Regions from separate parts of the Homo sapiens genome. Here region 1 is linked to region 2. Evidence: read pairs that join two places in POLR2A ChIA-PET (ENCODE). Cell type or tissue: A673. All regions are shown on one strand. Links, peaks and the distances in the headings refer to the core of each region. The heading gives the core; the rest is flanking DNA.

Evidence for each region. ChIA-PET counts read pairs that join two places held together with the same protein. Peaks named below come from ENCODE experiments on the same cell type or tissue, not always from the same donor. Only the 100,000 strongest peaks of a DNase experiment are listed, where the experiment ranks them.
Region 1: POLR2A ChIA-PET joins it to region 2 with 8 read pairs; 2 of 35 experiments call an interaction of 5 or more read pairs at or near these places.

The regions. Positions count from the first base shown.
Region 1 is chr10:35,871,384-35,874,302 of GRCh38, reverse strand. No RefSeq gene overlaps it. Among named protein-coding and RNA genes, the nearest start is that of LINC02630, 26 kb to the left of the region's middle. In A673, for the core only: no CTCF peak of the experiment used is centred there; a DNase peak (open chromatin) is centred at 1,442; H3K27ac peaks cover 1,161 bases.
Region 2 is chr10:36,669,449-36,672,367 of GRCh38, reverse strand. No RefSeq gene overlaps it. Among named protein-coding and RNA genes, the nearest start is that of ANKRD30A, 450 kb to the left of the region's middle. In A673, for the core only: no CTCF peak of the experiment used is centred there; no DNase peak of the experiment used is centred there; H3K27ac peaks cover 1,436 bases.

The DNA of each region.
Region 1 (2,919 bases), core at 98-2,597, 800 kb after region 2:
TAACAAGCAGCCAGCCACCATGCCGAGTTCTTTTCAGCTGCATCTAATCTCACACCTGTTCATACTCATTAATCCTTAACGTCTGATAGCATTTCCATAATTTCCGTGGAAAGGGGCATTTTCTCATCTTAGTAATTAACTGTGCACTGCATGCAGCTGAAGAGAAAACCTAGCAAGTGCCCAGGATTGATAAGCAGGGTCCTGACTGAGTTGCAGGGTCCAGGCTGGGCATGGGGTAGGTGCTGAGGTCTGTGGGACACACAGAGGCAGAAAGGCCTGTTCTCTCCCTGAGCCCCCCGAGGCTGCAGGTCAGCAGCACTGTTCACTGAACCAACACCAGGAGCTCTCTCTTCAACTAATCAAATGCATTCTTATCACACGTTTGATATTCTTTATATACACAATGTATTAGTCTGTTCTCATGCTGCTAATAAAAACATACCCAAGACTGGGTAATTTACAAAGGAAAGAGATTTAATGGACTCACAGCTCCACATGGCTGGGGAGGCCTCATACTCATGGCACAAGGCAAAAGAGGAGCAAAGTCACGTTTTACATGGTGGCAGGCAAGAGAGCTTGTGCAGGGGAACTCCCGTTTATAAAACCATCAGATCTCGTGAGATTTATTCACTATCACAAGAACAGCCTGGGAAAGACCCACCCCCATGATTCAATTACCTCCCACTGAGTCCTCCCATGACATGTGGGAATTATGGGAGCTACAATTCAAGATGAGATTTGGGTGGGGACACAACCAGACCATATCAAATGACATCCCATTATTTAGTTTTCTCCCTTGAAGCCTAAGCCACATGGACAGTAATCATGTTTAGTACAGTATCCAAATTAACTGGAATTTGAAGATTTCCAATGACCTGCACTGTCTATTAAATACTTATATTAGAATTACTAGAATTATATAGGAAGTTGCAAAGATATTCACAGACATGTGGGGTTTTCTTGGGGGGGGAGCAGTACAGAGGCAATAAAATTATTCCTGCAATGCCCTTCTTACAATTACTCTGCCTCTGTCACAGCGTGTTTTTTTAAGAATCTATTTTGTTAGAATGGCACTCTGATATATTTCTTTGCCAGTGATCTTGTAGCCCCTGTTGGTGGTGACTTCTGGAGAAGGTCTGTGGTCTATATGAACGTCGGAAACCTTCCAGGCATGGGCTGTGGCTCAGCGAATGTCATCAGTGCCTGACGCTGGAGACAAGCCTCTGCTGAGGCTCTGTGTCATGACAGGCTCCGTCTTCTCTCCCTTTTCTGAGTCTTTCTTACCTGAAACAGAGAAAAGCAGAAAATACATGCGTCCAGGGGAGCAATTTTGGTCACCATTGGGGAAGTTTTGCCAGTGCTGACGCCTGATTCTGAGAAAACGGGCACTCCATTTTTGGCTTAGAGCCACAGTTGGCCTCCTTCCTTGAATCCCCCGCTGAGGGAGACAGCTGGGGAGAGACCAGCCTTCCCAGCCAGCTGGTCGTGGAAACTGTGCTCTGAACCAGCCCACAAAGCTCCTCACCATCCAAGGGAAATGCTACTCTTAATTTCCCACCTTAGATGTGTCTACCTGCATGTCTGTCTTCAAGACTTAAGGACTGTCCTGGGGAGTGGAGGGCTTTGCCATGCCTCACACTGCATCCTGGGATTGTGTACGAGGCCTGGCATGTCAGAGGCATGTCGTGGATGACTTTATAATAAACAAGCAGACGTGTGGGTCTATAGACTCCCTTCCCCTGCGTCCTCTGGCCCTCAGACTTCACTTGGCCTTTTACGATTCTCCTTCCCCTCCATTCCCCACATGGATCTGATTTTACCTGGATGAAAACGGTGGGGACAAAGCAGAAAGCACCATGGGATCTCATGAACCTCTTCGTGCTGGCCCCAACAAACACAAATAGTACAGAGAGCAGTCCTCACTCCCAGATGTACTGATCTGTGATCACCCCCAGGGCACAGGTCTCCCGACCTGCCAAGGTGTGACCCACACCAAACTAGACCCTACTACAAACTGACCACAGAGAACCAGACAGAGACAGTGGGCTGATTATTCGCATATCATTTTCCTTCCTTCCTTCCTTCCTTCCTTCCTTCCTTCCTTCCTTCCTTCCTTCCTTCCTTCCTTCTTCCCTTCCCTGTTACTGAACCAGTCACCAGATTTCAAGGGAAAAAAGTTGGGTCTCTCCTCATTTTACCAAGTGCTCCCAAATTTAACCCATTTAATCTGGTCCAAAACAAGACACTGACCTGCAACACTTGTGGGTAGAGACCCTCCAGAGGGCGGAGCTTATTGCTCTCCCGCACACTCACTGGCCCTGTGACTCTGAATATCTCACTCAACCAAGTTTTCTCATTTTTTGAAAGTGAGATGACAGCATGTGCCCTTGTTTCCTCCTGGGTCCCTCTGGGGATCCCAGGAAACCGCATGTGTGGGGCTTTGCAAATGCAAATTCCTACCCTGAGGTAGTAGTAATTGTCTCTCAGCTGGTAAAGGTTTGGAATTTTGTAGTAAATTAGAGGGGAAACTGTCCTGCCACCTTTTTTTTTTTATTTAGAGACAGGGTCTCACTCTGTTGCCCAGGCTGAAGTGCAGTGGCACAAACATCACTCACTGCCATCGTGAACTCCTCGGCACAAGCAATCCTCCCACCTCAGCTTCCTGAGTAGCTGGACAGGTGCATGCCACCATGCCCAGCTATTTCTTTAAAAATTTTTGTACAGTTGGGGGTCTCACTATGTTACCCAGGCTGGTCTCAAACTCCTGACCTCAATCAATCCTCCCACCTCAGCCTCCCAAAGTGTTGGAATTACAGGCGTGAGCCACGACAACCAGCCCAGAGAGCTCTTTCTAAAACATAATTCAATTTATGACATTTCCTAATTAAGACCTATTTATGGGACATGCCTCCCCCAGTC
Region 2 (2,919 bases), core at 254-2,753:
AAAAAAAAAAAACTCAATGTCTCCATTAAATGAATGAATTTGAATTTAGATTACTTATATTTTTCTCTATTATTTACCACCACTTGTTAAAATAAAGTAGCAGCAACAGTGATATGTCCCAGGGTGTAGATTTTCCCCTCTGTGTGTAACGGCAAGGTATTCCCCTCTCAATCCATCACTCAATTCCCCCATCCCATGCCCTGCCTCCCTCTCTCTCTGTCTCTCCCTCTCTTACTAGAAGGCTGTAATTAACTTCTGCACAGTAAATATTTGTGTTCCCAGACCTGTCACAACTTTTGGTTTTAAGGAAGTTTTCAATAAATGCTTCTGAAATGAAAGAATTAATACATGAACCAGGATGAAGCCCCTATTCTGTCCATCGAGGAAAAAAAAATGATTTTCAGTTCTCTAGGTTCATTTTTATATGTGATAAAGACAAAACATTTCCAAAGGACTAAGAAGATGCCTATGGTATGACTAAATGTCTACATTTCATGAATTCCAGTATTTCGAGATTTTCTCAGCTACATGCCTAAATAAACATCACCTTCAATTTCTTGTAAACCTATAAACCTAAAGCATACCAAGCCGACTTTGCTAAATAGAGCTTTGCTTTTTTGGTTGTTTTTTGGAGACGGAGCCCTGCTGCTCTGTCTCCCAGGCTGGAGTGTAGTGGCGAAATTTCGGCTCACTGCAACCTCTACCTCCTGGGTTCAAGCGATTCTCCTGCCTCAGCCTCATGAGTAGCTGCGATTACAAGCACACAGCACCATGCCCGGCTAATTTTTTTGTACTTTTTCGTAGAGACGGGGTTTTGCCATGTTGGCCAGGCTGGTCTTGAACTCCTGACCTCAGGTGATTTTCCTGCCTTGGCCTCCCACAGTGCTGGGATTGCAAGAGTGAGCTACCGCACACGGCCAATAGAGTTTGCTTTTAAGGGATGTCGTATGTGATATTTCCATTGATGTATTTTGGTACAGATTTCTGTTATTAAAGTTCAGATCTATATTTGATGACACCTAAGATCACAACAATCCCATCTTCAGAGGTGCTGTGTGGTCCTGTGAATCACTCCCTGACCATAAAACCCTCTCGGGGCAGCAGTACTGTCAATATAATGTGCCAACTGGACTCATTCAAACCAGGATATGCAGTGAATTGCCAAAAATTAAGCTGAGTTTTTTTGACAGGTCACTGCATTTTTTTCCACTTAAGTTTCTGGTGTTTATTCATGGCAATAGTAGGGGGTCAAATGTTCCTATGGTGCAATACGGTACTTGAGAAAAACCTGGCATGCAAAATGGCCATTCCGCCCAGGTCATTTCTTGTGGGCATGTTTGAGACAAACTGGTCCAATGCATTGGTCACTGGTGTTAACCGGGTTGAAACTCATGTTTGCTGACTGAAAATATTTGTTATACATTTGCTTTTGTTATGTTTCATTTTTCAATCAAATTCAAGTCTGGCAAGTAGTTTTGGGTTGAGGCAGGATTTATCCACCCATCAGCCACCACTATAAATCTGCCAGTGAGAAATTGAGTAGAAACCATATGGAGGCCTTTCAGAGGTTTTCACAACACATGAGGCATTTTATGCTTTTAGAATATTTATTTAACCAAAGGAAGCACATGGAAAATGGGAGGAAATGGACATCAATTTGTGTTTTTACTAACTTCCCCCACAAAACCTTTTGGATTATATAGTTTAAAAATACAGTTTTAAAAATCTTGTAGGGAATTCCAGTTAAATATAGTTTAAAAGAGTGGTTAGGACTCACCCTATTTTTATTTTTAGGTAGAATTCAATAAAATTATCTTGTGGTAACCGTCTTACAGACAAAAATCTATTTGAATTTTACACTTTGGTGTGTCCAGAAAGCGGAAAGAAGTTGGCACTCATTATTTCATTTTGTCAAGTTTTTAATGAGGCTGATTATCGATAGACAAGGATTATTACAGAAACTGCAGCTCATTGAGTTTTAAAGACCTTGTGTTTTGTGATAGTAATGCATTATATAAGACTGCCCAGGTTCGTGGCAAGAGACTATTGTTACAGAAGCCAGAATGTGGTAGAACTTTTGTTTTTTAAGATGGAAAAAATGATCTGAGTTACTCTTTTCATTTCTGGCTTCTCAGAATACCCCTTGGCATGTGCTTTTACTTCTTGGTACTGGAAAGTTGTCACAGCCAGAGAGAGAGTGCCCAGGTCTGCTGAGAGCTGGCTAGCCAGGAGAAACCACTCAAGCCTGCCAGAAGGGAGTTGGATGAGATGAGCCCCAGGGCTCCCTCCAATAGTGACAGCCTATATTTTATCAGTTCCTCCCTTCAAAAAATGCCACTTCTCCCATAGCTGGCCGGGTGTATTCTAATTCACTTTCAAAAATATGAGGAGAGCCATTAAAACTTGAGTAGATCTAGTTTCATTTATTGTATTAATAACTTGGGAAAACTAAGAGACAAGGAAGTTAACTGATTTCTCTAAGTGTGCTCACCTTATATGAGGCCAAGTTAGACTCAAACATCCTAGTGCAGTGACCTTTCCAGCCCATAATAGTGATGTGACAAAGGACAGGGTCAGGCTGGGTCAGTCAGTGGAAAATCCAATCAGTGGACTATGCCACTTAAACCAAAACACTTAAGCCTATAGCCTCTGTCTCTGTCTGTCTCTGTCTGTATATATACAAAGAGAATGTATATATATATATATATAATCTCTATCTCTAATTTCTCTCCATTCTTTCCCCCTCATGGGTAAGAACCAAGACAATTCATCTAGTAAATATTAAAATGTCAGATGGATATAGATCCATTTTTTTCAATGCCCATGAATAGAACCTAAAGAACAAGTCTGCCTTGTATACTATAATATATATTTTAATTACTAAAAGTTAAACAAAATACAAGTTATAGTTGCAGAAAA